Linked DNA regions of Homo sapiens: regions 1 and 3 are each linked to region 2. Evidence: chromatin contacts called from ENCODE Hi-C or POLR2A ChIA-PET data. All regions are on one chromosome and are shown on one strand. Each heading gives the region's core, a stretch centred on a gene start or an enhancer-like site at or near the end of the contact. The rest is flanking DNA. Distances are from core to core; before and after follow the strand shown. Region 1 holds the start of BTN3A2 (butyrophilin subfamily 3 member A2). Region 2 holds the start of ZNF184 (zinc finger protein 184). Region 3 overlaps LOC124901288 (a long non-coding RNA gene).

Region 1 (4,553 bases), core at 186-2,685, 1.1 Mb before region 2:
ATAACAGAGACCAGAAGTACCACTGGCTTAAATAAAACAAGGATTTGTTTTCCTTTCATGAAAAACAAACTTATTTGGAAATTTACCCTGAGTACTAATATATAATAAAATATTTTAAAAGAAAAAATTTTTTAAATAAATTTAGATGGTGACAGTCCAGGGCTGATCTGGCACCTCAGATATGTCATTCATGCCCCAGCCTGCTTCTGACTTCATTCTCTGCTGTCCCAGTGTGTGGCTTCCAACCTCAAGGCTGCCTCATGGTCCCAGGGTGGGCTACTGCACCTCCGGGTCCAAAGTCCATGTTCTAGGCAAGAGGAAGAAGGAAGAAGGGAGAGTGTACCCTCACACTCCCAGCTATTTTGGCCTCCCTTTGAAGGATTTCTGGGAGAAGTACAAGCCCACAACTTTCACCTACAAACCGCTGGCTCCAACTTAGTCCCTTGGCCTGCCCTATCTTCAAGGGGGAAGAGCAGGATGCAGTACCCCAGAAAATTAGGCCTTGTCACTAAGAAGAAGGGGGCATGCACGCTGCAGAAGCAACCAGCCATCTCAAGCAGATACCACACAGCCTAAATTCAAACTGTTGCAATATAATCAAATCCCATCAGCTCCAGTCACATATTAGCTCTAGGAGATTTCTGGCTTGCAGCCCAAAAAAGTGTGTTTTGAGGTCGTAAGCCACAGGGAGAACAAGATTGTCCCATAAACTCCTTACAGAGATGGTGTACAGGAAACGAGCCTTACAGAGACCACAGCCTATGGAGTGTCTAGCTTCAGAGAATATGTACTCCACTGGCAGCGTGAGAAACAAATACCCAAGAAAATACAATATAGCACAAACCAGGAGCTGAGGGTGAATGAAGATGCTCAGAAAGATCTGCAGTAAGAATTTCCTGGGAAAGGTAAAACAATGTCAAGCAGCACTGCCTCTGGAAATCAGAAAAATTATATTATTTGATACCATATCCTAAGCCTAAATGCCAGAAGTTCTTAAAGAGGTGCAGTTTGTCTCATTTTCTTTCCATTCATACCTTTATTAGGCTCTGTAAAAAAGATCCTCCTCTTCTACGTACCTATCTACATGCAAGCAAACTGCCACAGAAGCATCTTAATTAGTGCACATCTTCCTCTCTTTGCACATTAAATTTTTTTACTTTCCTACTCCATTCTGCTAATATTTCTATTACCATGTAAAAGACACGAGACAGGTGAATATAAAGAAATACTTATATACATCCACGCACAAGAATGATTCAAATAGATAAACACAGAAACACAAACACTAAGGGAGGTAGGGCTGGAGTTTTTCCTCAACGTGTACAATTCAATGTACTTTCAGTTTTCATTTCAACGTTCCTCAGTGGTTTCTGCCCAGCAACTGATGAGAAACATCACCTCTGAGCCAATCAAAAAACTAATTCTTCCAAAGAGCGACTCTTACTGTTTCTCATGGTGAGAAGACAATATTTGCTTTCTCTTTTTCCTTTCTTCCGGATGAGAGGCTAAGCCATAATAGAAAGAATGGAGAATTATTGATTGACCGTCTTTATTCTGTGGGCTCTGATTCTCCAATGGGAATACCAAGGGGTAAGTGCAGGAAATTGATTAGAGCCTGGGCTACAACGCATGGGAGGAGCGGGGCTGAATCGCTGAGAGTGGTGAGTGGGCATGCAGGGAGAGTACTCTCCCAGAGAAAGGGGTGCAGTGCCTGTGTGTGTGTGTGTGTGTGTGTGTGTGTGTGTGTGTGTGTGTACATGTGTACATGTGCACACTCGCACATGCACATATGGGCACGTGGGAAGACGGGAGAAGTACTGCAAAGTATAAGGAACTGCAGAGGTTGGGATTTAGTGGAAGGAAAGGGAGACAACATGAATGAAGAAATATTCCAACTGCATGTTCTTAACGTATTGTGGTCAGAAAAGGGCAAACAAACAAACAAACAAAAAACCCTTAAAATCTGTTCTGGCCAACTCAAGGCATCTATTCTGAGAAATTCTGAAGAAGAAGAAGAAAAAAGAGATGTGCCTCATAGATTTATATGTAAATGTGTTTATTACAGAAGTATTTATAATATAGTAAAATCTGAACCAACATACATATTCAACAGGTGGGGAATAGACAAACAATGCATGGTTCAGTCATAAAACATGTTCCATGTAACCATTAGGAATCATAATTTTAATTAAGTGAAATTCTTTATAATTTTAATAACACTGGATCCTTATATTAAACCATTTTTGGTATCTTTTAGGGATAGTACTTGGTTTTCTTTCCATTCATCATTTCCCCAAAACCTAAAGCATGATTTCCCATGGTTACAAGCTACTACATTGTATGAATATATAATTATTGGGAGTCTCTGTGAGCCTACTCTGACTCAGAAAGCCGCTCCTAAAGAAGAAAAAAGAACAAACAAACAAATAAAAAACCCGAATTATTTTTAAAACTCTTTATTTTGGATTTTTCAGTTTCTACATTTTGTTACTGTAGATTTTACTAGATTGAACAGCCTTATCCATAAATATTTGCATCAATCTCTAAATTTTTTTCTTCAACACTAACTTTTATAGTTGGAATTTTGGGGGCAAATAATACAACATTTTAAAGGCACTTGCCATGTGTACATGGCCAAATGCTTCCAGAAACATTTCCACTTCCATTAGCAAAGTATATAACTACAGAGTATTTAAGGTTTTATTCCTTTATATTTTTTTCTTTGGCAAAATTGTCTATAGTAGAAAGAATGAATAATAAATAACCTAAAAAATAAAAGTTCTCCCTCTGAGGACAGCAGAGAAATTTTTAGCTTAGCTTAATAATACCTCCTTCTCCTTAGGAGAATAAAGAGCAGTTTCGAGGAGCAGAAGATGTGGTGAAATATAATGTTTAGTCTGATGGTGGATGCAAGATCCAGGCAGGGGTGGAGCATGACCAGCTGCACAGACCTCTGTTCCCTTGCTTCCTCTACATCTCTCCCCACCTCCATCTGCAGACCTTGTTCTCAGAGGCCATTCCCAGACCCACAGCAGCTGGTATGATGGCTGCAGGCCTCATGCTCCTTTGTTTTGGGAGAAACTGTTGAGGAGTTAGTATTTACTGAGCAGCTAATATGTTCCAGTCACTATTATTCCTCATAATAATTAGTTATTAACTAATACATGAAAATTTTAAACTTAAAGCATTCCAATAATTTTAAAAGTAAAGGAAGCAAAAGGCCAAAGCGTCCTTTCACTCACTTAACCTCCAATTTTCAGTTTAGCATCCATCATTTTAGACTTTTTCAGGCATTTACATATATAGTTATGCAGAAATGTATAGCTTTGCTTTTGTTTTTCAATTGAATCATTAGTATAGTTCTGCAAGGTGCTTTTTAATCACTTAGTATATCTCCATTATCCAGGCTAGTGACATTAAATCACTCTTTTTAACTGCTGCATTGAATTTCCTCCTAGGGATGAGCCATCATTCCTCTAACCAGTCTCTTGTGAGTGGCTGGTTCAGTTGGTAACCACTTTTATACTTTAAAAATAGTGCTGCAGTGTCATTCCCACAGAGGCTTCTCTCTGCACCCATGCGAGTACTTCGCTGAAGTAACCATCAGGAAGTGGAATTGCTGGGCCAATTGTGAACATTCTAAGTCTCATACTCGATATTTTTGAGTAACTAAAGTTGAAATGGTTTTGTCCCATGACTGAGATCATCAAGCTTGTGACTTGTAGAGCCTTTACCTATTGTCTACCCTCTTTGTGTTCCTAACTCTACCATAGTGGGTCCAGCCCATTGTGGGTGCTCAGTAAATATTTGTTGAATAACTTTATGAAGGGAAGAAAGAAAAGATGAGTAAAGCCTGGTCTTATTCAAAGCTCTCCTAATCAATATCTTTGTGATTAAACGTGGTGGGTTCAGCCCCTGACTGACTTCAGAGCCTCTGCCAGGCAGTCTGCCTGGATCCCACCAGGAGCCACCAGGCCATAAGTTGACTGTAGTAATGGCCAAGAGTTTGACGCTTGAGGAGTCCATAGTGTTGGACACCCACAGAGCTGAACAAGGGTGGGACCAGGGAATCCAGTGAAGAGGGTCCTTCATGAATCAGAGGGGGATGATGGAAGCTTGGACCTGGCAAGGGAAGTGTGGGGAAGTGATAGGATTATGAATATTTTAATATTTTAATGCAGTAGAGTCAGAGATGTCCTGATCAGATAACAGATATTATTTTTACAGATGGTTTTCCATACTGGAACCCAAAGGTAAAGACACTCAAGGACAGACATTTTTGGCAGAGGTAAGATCTTCTTCGGTCACCATATTTGAGTTAGCCCTGGGGAAGTGGACATTTCCATGCAGAATCCTAAAGCTTCTTCCAGGCCATAGTGTCTGTCCCACACCTTCTGGTATCTCTTGATATGCAGCATAGATGAAAATGGCAAGTTCCCTGGCTTTCCTTCTGCTCAACTTTCATGTCTCCCTCCTCTTGGTCCAGCTGCTCACTCCTTGCTCAGGTAGGGAATGATTCCATGATTCCACATTTATGTTTCTGAAGCAGACAA
Region 2 (4,627 bases), core at 1,048-3,547:
AATCCTAATGATAAAATTGTGAGAAATCCACAAAATAAAGAAAATACAAAGGCTTTTAATGAAACTACTTTGGCTGATTTAATTCTGAGAAACTTAGAATATATATATAAAAAAATCCACTGTAAAAAAGACTTGAAGTACAAAAAATTGAAGAAAAGTATGGACCAAACCTACATTATTCACATGACTAATATGAATAATGTTAAGACTTCTAATGATATTATCTTTAACAAAGGCAAAAAAAGGACTGCATGATAATAGTTAGGTCAAACCAAACTTGATTGCACAGCCATACCTAAAGAATGTAAAGACAACACCAATGCAGAGAGAACTCCATAGGGACATGTCATAAGCCTCTATCCTTACCCTGATCTGTTCAATGACAGGTAGGAAGAAATAGAAGGAATATTCATCAAATCCGCTAGTGGCATTAAGTTAGAAAGGACAGTTAAGGCACTGAATAACTAAATTAGGATTCATAATCATTCTGAAAGCCTAAAACATGTGACCAAAAAATTGAACAGTCATAAATGTAAGTCATGACATTAAGGATAATAATAATTCCATTACACAAAAATGGTGTAAATCTAGATCACTGCAGTTTATGTAAAAAAGATCTAAAGTTTACAGTACATCACTGATAGTTTTTAAAGCAAATGTGATCTAATGCCAAACAGCGGAAGTATAATCCGAGTCAAAGGAAGTAGTACATTATCCTCTCAGGTACTTTTCAAAGCACATCCAAAGAGCTATGTTTACCATTAGGCACTGCATTTTAAGAAAAATGCTGACAAGCAGGAGAGTTTTCAGAGAAAGGTCTAGATACATCACATAGACCAATCAAAAGAAGTGAGGCTATATTGCTTAGAAAAGAATTTATGAGGAGGAGTTGTAACAGCTGAATTCACATATCTTAAGGGCAGCAGTGTGAAAGAAAGAACAGACAGTTTCCTTTTCTTTGGAGGACTAAGAACTAAGATCAACACAAAAGTTACAGGGACAAGTACATCTGTTTAATATAAGAAACTAAAAAAGAAAGCCAACAAGGGAATAGTCTGCACCCAAAATGGCGAGTTTAATGCCACACTAGTTCGGGCATAGGGTTGACAGACAGCCGTCTGCCAAGGAGATTTCAAAACTGACTCTTTCATTGAAGGGATAATTGCCAAGATGTCTTCTGACTTCAAGATTATAATTTTAATATTTAATATTCAGAAGTCATGTGGGGATCACAGATATTCTGAATGATTATGTCTTTTCATTCCCCAATGGAACGAAAGAAAAAAATAAACTCCTCTCCCAAGTATCTCTCTATAAAACAGAATCTCTCCCTACAATGTAATTCGGTTTCTTTGCTAATCCCTAAGCATACCGTTCCTTCCTTCCAAATCTCCTGCTCTGATCTCAAGTATTTGATACTCCAGTCATGACTGTTCTCAAGCCTCCATCACCCCGCTCTCCCCCAAGTCGACCCCACTACCTTCCATCTCAGGAGCTCATCCCGTTCCTCTGGAACTTGAACACCAGGGTTCGCCAGGCAGCGTTCCTTCAGCTGGTATCTCGGTCTAGGACTCAGATGTCTAACTCCCCTTGCAGGGAATCTGCAACACGCTGAGGTTGTCTACCCTAAAAGACACAGGATGGCGTCAGCAGCATACGTCACACAATCACACATCAGAGTCTTGCAAAGTGACCAAGAGGTGCTACACAAGAGAAGTGCCCCAAGAGAGCACTAGAGAGGTGTGTGGCACTCCGATGAACAAAACAGAGTGGAGATCGGGTACGCGGGTTCTGCTTCAGATCCAAAAAACCCTTGGTGCCCACCCTAGAATCTGGCCGGGGCATCCACAGACCTGGTGTGTTCCCTCTGTGCACACTTGTGACTCACACCCCTGCGAGCTCGGATAACACGAAGACACACCTGTTGCAGAGCGTTAAAGCTGGAAGGTGGACAAACAGGGCGGGGCCCGGCACCCGACTTCCCCTTAGGCCAGAACAAAAGAACAAAGCCCTCCAAGGGATCAGGGCGGGACCGCCCCGCACAGAAGGAGGCGAGGTGCGCCCCCTTCGAGGACTCCCCAGCTTTCTCCTGCAGAGGCCTCTAAGCGCGAAATCAGAAGGGTGACGTCACGAGTCCGGAGGGCTGGCTGTTGCCATGGTGATACCTGAGCTCCCCTCCCCCTATAGCGATCCACACACTCTGATCCCGGGTCCGGAAGCGCATTGACCGCCACCAGACCTAACGCAGGGAGCCGAAGCAACTGGACTTCCAGCGCGCCAACCTCTTTCCACGCCTACAACCGGCTTCAACGGTCACTTCCGGTCGTTACGAGCGAGCCCCGCCCCGCACGCCGGCGCCGGGCGGGCACACTGGACCAGCGTTCCCAGAACACTCCGCGAAGGTGTTCCTGAACTTCATTTCCCAGAGGCTTTAGCTAACGTGTACTTTCGCCCTGCGATGGGCCGCACATTTTCGCCGCCAGTCTTTTGCTCCTGTTTCAGGTATGCGTGTGCATTGTAAACTTGTCTGACTGAACTGATTATAAGAAATGCACGTCTACTGACCGAGCGCAGTGGCTCACGTCTGTAATCTGAGCACTTTGGGAGGCCGAGGTGGGTGGATCACTAGGTCAGGAGTTCGAGACTCAGCCTGGCCAATATGGTGACACCCCGTCTCTACTAAAAATACAAAAATTAGCCGGGCGTGGTGGCGCGCGCCTGTAGCTACTCAGGAGGCAGAGGCAGAAGAATCGCTTGAACCCGGGAGGAAGAGGTTGCAGTCAGCCGAGATCGCGCCACTGCACTCCAGCCTGGGCGGCAGAGCGAGACTCCGTCTCAAAAAAACAAAACAACAAAAAAAAAAAAAAGAAAGAAAGAAAAGAAAAAAAAGAAATACACGTCTACACACAGTTTTAAAACGCAAACAATCGTTACCTTTATTACATGTTCTACCTTCTATTTTCTGTTCTACTCTTTTGTCGTTTTGAAAATACTGGTAGTTACCCATTAAAATTGTTTTCACGACTCTCAAATGAGTGGCGACCAACTTTTTTTTTTTTTTTTTTTTTTTTGAGACGGAATCTAGCTCTGTTGCTCAGGCTGGAGTGCAATGGCGCGATCTCGGCTCGCTGCAACCTCCACCTCCCGGGTTCAAGCGATTCTCCTGCCTCAGCCTCCCGAGTAGCTGGGATTACAGGCATGCACCACCATCCCCGGCTAATTTTTGTATTTTTAGTAGAGACGAGGGGGTCACCATGTTGGCCAGGCTGGTCTCGAACTCCTGACCTCAAGTGATCCGCCCGCCTCGGCCTCCCAAAGTGCTGGGATTGCAGGCGTGAGCCACTGCGCCCGGCCCCAACATGTTTTTCTAATGCTTAAGGAAACCCGGAGATAATATTCCCATGTTTTGCCACTTAGTAAAGCATTTTATATGCCTGTGTCAGCGAGCACATAGCTGCAAGTGTAGCCCATGGCCAGTCTGTCACTGTGTCCTTGGCAGAAAAAAAGAATCCAACAAATCGGTAGGTTTTTATATTTAAGACATGGCACTTGCATTTTATTATGCTGGCGTGCATCCCCAGCATTTGGATAAGGGGCCAAGGTCAAGTCTCTCAGACTGTTGGCTGACAAACATTAAACCTGGAAATCCTAACAGAGTGTATGAAAAACAATTACAGTCAAGGGAACATGATAGAGAAAGCTTCGGTCATCTTAGAGAATGCATATATTGCCATGAAGAGAACATTGGTTTAAAAAAAAATGTTCAAGAGAATGAAAAGACAAGTCACAGACTGGGAGAAAATACTTGCAAAGTACATATCTGATAAAGAACTGATATCCAAAATATATAAGAACTCTTAAAACTCAACAATAAGGAGACAAACCGATTAAAAAAATAGGCCAAAGACCCTAACAGATGTCACCAAAGAAGATATGCAGATGGAAAATAAGCATATGAAAAGATGCTCCACATATGTCCTCAGTGAAATGCAAATTAAAACAATGGGATGCCACTATACACCTGTCAAAATGGCCAAAATCCAGAACCCTGACAATACCAAATGCTGACAAGGATGTGGAGCACAGGAACTTTCATTCATTGCTGGTGGGAATGCAAAATATTAGAGTTACGTTGGAGGACAGTTTGACAATTTCTTACAAAACTAAACATACTCTTACCATATGATCTAGTAATTGTGTTCCTTGGTATTTATGCAAAGGAGTTGAAAATGTATGTCCACACAAAACGTGCCCAAGAATGTTTATAGCAGCTTTGTTCATGATAGGCAAAACTTGGAAGCAGCCAGATGTCCTTCAGTACATGAATGAATACATAAACTATGGTACATTCAGACAATGGAACATTCAGTAAGGAAAAGAAATGAGCTATCAAGCTACCAAAAAGGAAGAACAGAAGAATATTAAGTGCGTATTGGTGAGTGAAAGAAGTCAATCTGGAAAAGGCTATATACTGTATAATTCCATCTACATAACATTCCTGAAAAGGCTAATCTATGGAAACAGCAAAGATTGGTGGTTGCCAGGGGCTTAGGGGGAGGGAAAAAGGGAAGAATAAGTGACATTCAGTGGATTTTAAGAGGGAAGAATAAGTGACGTTCAGTGGATT
Region 3 (4,682 bases), core at 2,043-4,542, 1.1 Mb before region 2:
AATTCTTGATTTCTTCCATAAATTTACATTTTGGTGTTAGCAAACAATTAAATACATTTGCTCATTTTAGATGTTAGAATTTTTCTGTAATGAGGATAACAAAAAAAAAGTAGTAATAATGGACATCATCCCAGGTTGCAGCTAAAATTGGACAGGACATTGACAGCATCCAGCTGTGGAGAAACCTGGAAATGAACACAAATTCAGATCAGCAACTGGAATGAAAAACTCAGTGAAATACTTTAACTTATAGAAGTTTACTCACTCATTTTAATTGATATTTAAATCTGCTGTGATTCACAGCACAGCAGATTGTCTGGTTATTTATAATGAACTGTTTTTAACACAGAAGCTAGTCTGGGCCCAGCATGGTGGCTCAGCACTTTGGGAGGCTGAGGTGGGTGGATCACTTGAGGTCAGGAGTTCAAGACCAGGCTGGGCAACATGATAAAACCCCATCTCTACTAAAAAATACAAAAATTAGCCGGGTGTGCCTGTGATCCCAGCTACTTGGGTGGCTGGCTGAGACACAAGAATCACTTGAGCCCATGAGGTGGAGCTTGCAGCGAGTCAAGATCATGCAACTGCACTCCTGCCTGGGCGACAGAGTGAGATTCTGTCAAAAAAAAAAAAATATGAAGGTCTGTTTCTTTTCCCATCAGAAACACAGCCAATCTACATTTCCCAGCCTCCCTTGCAATTAGATGTAGCCATGTGGCTGAGATATGGCCAATGAAATGTGGGAAGAAGTCTTGGTTTAGGAAAACTTCTCATGAGTGTTCCTTTCTCTTTCTGTTGGTCAAATGCTGAAGATCCAGTGAAGAACTCCATGATCCTAGAGCCAAAGCCGCTCAATGATCTCTTGGTGATCACTGGTAAGACCAACCAGAAAACCTGCATTAGATGTTGCCTGAGGGGAAAAAAGACATTTATTGAGTTTAAAAACTGAGACTTATGGTTATAGCTGTGTTATAGCAACTCCATTATATAGTAACGCAAGTGTTAAAGCTAATGGTATCACTAGCTATTCATAACTAATATAACAATGCTTTATTTCTCCTTGCTCATTTGTCTCCCATGTTTTAGTGCATAAACTAATCTCATAATTACAGCATTCTCATAAAACACCATGTAATAAGGTAACTAGAATCATTAACACATACATGCTAAACATATGGCAGAAAATAGAATTTTCCAAAATTCTAAAAATTATTACCTCATTTAATAATGCATCATTGTTTCGTAAATTAATTAGGATATCTCCCGCACTTTACTTTCTCACCCTAAAAAACCAAGCTGAGCAGAAATATATAAATAGATAATACTCTTTAGTAAATGCAATACAAGGCTGGGCGTGGTGGCTCACACCTGTAATCCGAGCACTTTGGGAGGCCAAGGCATGCAGATCCCTTGAGCCCAGGAGTTTGAGACCAGCCTGGGCAACTTGGCAAAACCCTATCTTTACAAAAATTAGTAGGGCATGGTGGTGCACACCTGTAGTTCTAGCTACTCAGGAGGCGAGGTAGAAGGATTGCTTGAATCCAGGAGGTCAAGATTGCAGTGAACCAAAATCGTGCCACTGCACTCTAGCCTGGGTGACAAAGTAAGACCCTGTCTCAAAAAGAAAAAGAAAAAAAAGAAAGCTGGGTGCGGTGGCTCATGCCTGTAATCCCAGCACTTTAGGAGACTGAGGTGGGCGGATCATGAGGTCAGGAAATCGAGGCCATCCTGGCTAACATGGTGAAACCCCATCTCTACCAAAAATACAAAAAAAAAAAAATTAACCGGGTGTGGTGGCAAGTGCCTGTAATCCCAGCTACTCAGGAGGCTGAGGCAGGAGAATCACTTGAACCTGGCAGGCGGAGGTTGCAGTGAGCTGAGATCGCGCCATTGCACTCCAGCCTGGGTGACAGAGCGAGACTCCGCCTCAAAAAAAAAAAAAGTAAACGCAATACTACCCTAAAAATGTTATATTAATGTGAACTTCGTTCTAGGTATAATCTTATTTTAGCCTGACTCAGATTTCTTCCCACTCTCATCAAAGCAAAGATGTTTTTTAATTTATTTTTTAAGAAATTAGTAAATTTCAATCCCACATTTATATTTTGTTGAGCTCCTTACTGTCTTGGTCATTCCCAGATGGGTGTGCTGGTAAATGTTTAACAACCAGCTCTTGAGGGAAAGACACTATCTTAGCAAGTAGTGCTTGCAAATTCTCTCACCATAACTGATTCAAACTACAGATGCAGAGTCACTGAATGTGAAGTTGGGAAGAGATGTGCATAACGGGCTCCTGTGAGCCAGTACAAGGGGCTCTATTGTACCACCAAGGTCTAGTCTATAGTTTTCTCAACAGTAATGACACTTAGAAGAAACTAATTGTCTTAGTCTGTTTGTGTTGCTATAAAGGAATAACTGAGGCTGGGTAATCTTAAAGAAAAGAGGTGTATTTGGCTCATGGTTCTGCAGAATGTACAAGAAGTATGGCACCAGCATCTGCTTCTGATGAGGGCCTCAGGAAGCTTCCACTCATGGTGGAAGGTGAAGGGAAGCCAGGATGTGGAGGTCGCATGGTGAGAGAGAGAAAGTGAAAGAGGAGGAGATGCCAGGCTCTTTTTAACAACCAGTTCTGTGAGAACAAAGAGTCAGAACTCACTCCCTCCAGTGAGAATAGCACCAAACTATTCATGAAGCATCTGCCCCCGTGACCCAAACACCTCCCCCAAGGCCCTGCATCCAACATCGGGATCAAATCTCAGCATGAGATTTGGTGGGGTCTAACAAACCATATCCAAACCATAGCACTGACATTTATTAAGCATTTATGTGCCAATAATATTTCTCTGAATTTTTATATGCTGACATATAATATATTCCATCTTTACAATAAGTCTGTGAAGTTGGTGCTGAAAACATAAAAAATTGCCCAACATCTAGAAGCTAAAAGCTAGGACAATTGAACACACACAATTTTTACACACAAAAAAATTGTTTTTGTTTATCTTGTTGCATGGTATAAACAATGATCAGACAAGGCCGTTGTGTTACCTGAGATGGAACAAGATGAAGACAAGATCACTCCGTAACTATGTATGACACAGGAAAGAAATAAGGACACTCTACATCCATAAAAAAAAGTAAACACCCCTTTTGCAGGATAGTAGAGTGACTATGATTTCTTACCAATGACATCCCCAGCCCCACTTGAATTCTTCTCCTGCCTCCTAGATAAAAATTCAAAAAAGTGACTCACACTGTTACTGAATTGCTCCACTTCCTGACCACACCCAGTCCAGAGCTGATATTTGATTCCCTTACACTCTCCTTAGAATAGTAAGCTTCTCCAAACTCCCCCTTACCTAGATGCCTTACTGTTCCACTAGTGTTCATTCTCTCTTGCTGTAGCAAGTTTAATAAACCTAGCTTTGTTTGACCACAGGTGTGTTCCTAGAGGTCTTTGGTAGCAGACTTTAACAGTGTCAGTAGTTTCATTTTACAGAAAAGAAAATTAAAGTTTAAACTGAAGAGTTAGGGAGCCTGTTGTTTGAGATAAGATTTCATATAAGAGATCACTTTACCTTCCTGCAAGGAGCAGATGATCTAGGCTGAACTTATAAGACATTGTCACAAACAGCAAAATGAACTGGCTGCCAAGATAAGGATTCACAGATGGGTAACCCAGAGATTAGCCACAACAGGAAGCTATTATCACCCCTGAGGATGGAGGGGCAGTGGGAAGAGGCCATGTTAGAGCCCAGAGTGGGAGGTAGAAGGGTGACAGTGGTCTGCAGAAAATGACCATCAGGAGCTAGAATTCCAAAGGGAGAATCTCAGACCTTGGAATGGATGCAGCTATTGCAGGCAATGCTACAGGAAGCAGAAAGAAAGAATATCCTGGCCTCAGGGTTCCTCTTGAATTCCAACCTTTTGTCATTCTCCCATTGGCTAATCCTACCCAGAAGCCAGAAGGCAAGGATGTTCAAAGCAGAAGAAGGATGGGGAATGAATCTGACAACAAAAAGTCAACCTGATTTACAAGACAACTTGATTGACACCTCCCAATTATGATCAAAGTATTAAATCTACTGAAAACGTTTTAATGAGGTCGGGAGCATGCCTGTAATCCCTGCACTTCAGGAGGCCAAAGTGGGTGGATAACTTGAGGTCAGGAGTTCAAGACCATCCTGGCCAACATGGTAAAACCCCATCTCTACTAAAAATACAAAAATTAGCCAGACATGGTGGCACGTACCTATAGTCCCAGCTACTTTGGAGGCTGAGGCACAAGAATCACTTGAACCCAGGAGGTGGAGGCTGCAGTGAGCCAAGATCATGCCATTGCTCTGCAGCCTGTGCAACAGAGGGAGACTCAGTCTCAAAAATAATAATAATAATAATAATAAATTCATAGTAATAAAAATGTTTTAATGAATGTATAAATGAGTCTTCTCATTGGAGTTTGCTCTTTGAACTAATTGCTTCTAATATGCAGTTTCTAATCATAAGAACTCCAATATAACATAGGGTTATATTTAATATGTATTTATAGAAGTGCCTAAGTTTTATAGCATAAAAATCACAGGGAACAACAAATTACAAATATTCAATTTTAAAAAGTTTTCTTTTCTTTTCTTTTTTTAGACTGAGTCTTGCTTTGTTGCCCAGGCTGGAGTGCAGTGGCA

Evidence for each region. Hi-C counts contacts between places; a loop is a spot of excess contacts on that map. ChIA-PET counts read pairs that join two places held with the same protein, here RNA polymerase II (POLR2A). Pooled maps may share reads with other maps.
Region 1: a loop to region 2 is called in a pooled map, with 4 times the contacts of the local background. The contact joins the promoter of BTN3A2 here to the promoter of ZNF184 in region 2. A Hi-C loop is called at or near these places in 5 of 50 pooled maps.
Region 3: a map of OCI-LY7 shows a loop between it and region 2 (7-fold over the local background). The contact joins the enhancer-like site here to the promoter of ZNF184 in region 2. A Hi-C loop is called at or near these places in 8 of 168 maps with a recorded cell type or tissue (CD8-positive, alpha-beta T cell, GM12878, HCT116 and 4 more), 6 of 37 single-sample maps with no recorded cell type and 14 of 50 pooled maps. POLR2A ChIA-PET finds 5 or more read pairs at or near these places in 1 of 52 experiments (HEK293).

Annotation. Positions count from the first base shown.
Region 1 is chr6:26,363,763-26,368,315 of GRCh38, forward strand. It overlaps BTN3A2 (butyrophilin subfamily 3 member A2), which reads left to right and starts at 1,436. Exons shown (of 11, transcript NM_007047.5): 1 at 1,436-1,590; 2 at 4,228-4,288; 3 at 4,416-4,505. The coding sequence starts at 4,421. RefSeq lists an enhancer at 1,394-1,443.
Region 2 is chr6:27,470,808-27,475,434 of GRCh38, forward strand. It overlaps ZNF184 (zinc finger protein 184), which reads right to left and starts at 2,298. Exons shown (of 6, transcript NM_001318891.2): 1 at 1,922-2,298; 2 at 1,481-1,626. The coding sequence starts at 1,487. LOC105375001 (a long non-coding RNA gene) reads left to right here and starts at 2,317. Exons shown (of 2, transcript XR_926664.4): 1 at 2,317-2,502; 2 at 4,287-4,627. RefSeq lists enhancers at 1,420-1,549, 1,880-1,969, 1,990-2,089, 2,150-2,309.
Region 3 is chr6:26,333,262-26,337,943 of GRCh38, forward strand. The region is part of intron 1 of LOC124901288 (a long non-coding RNA gene); the gene reads left to right. Among named protein-coding and RNA genes, the nearest start is that of TRW-CCA3-2, 4.1 kb to the left of the region's middle. RefSeq lists a cis regulatory region at 3,017-3,695. Within about 2 kb of position 3,293, at least 3 of the 41 ENCODE cell types and tissues checked have a DNase peak (open chromatin) inside an H3K27ac peak, as active enhancers do; they include HCT116 and OCI-LY7, where a contact is called at or near this core.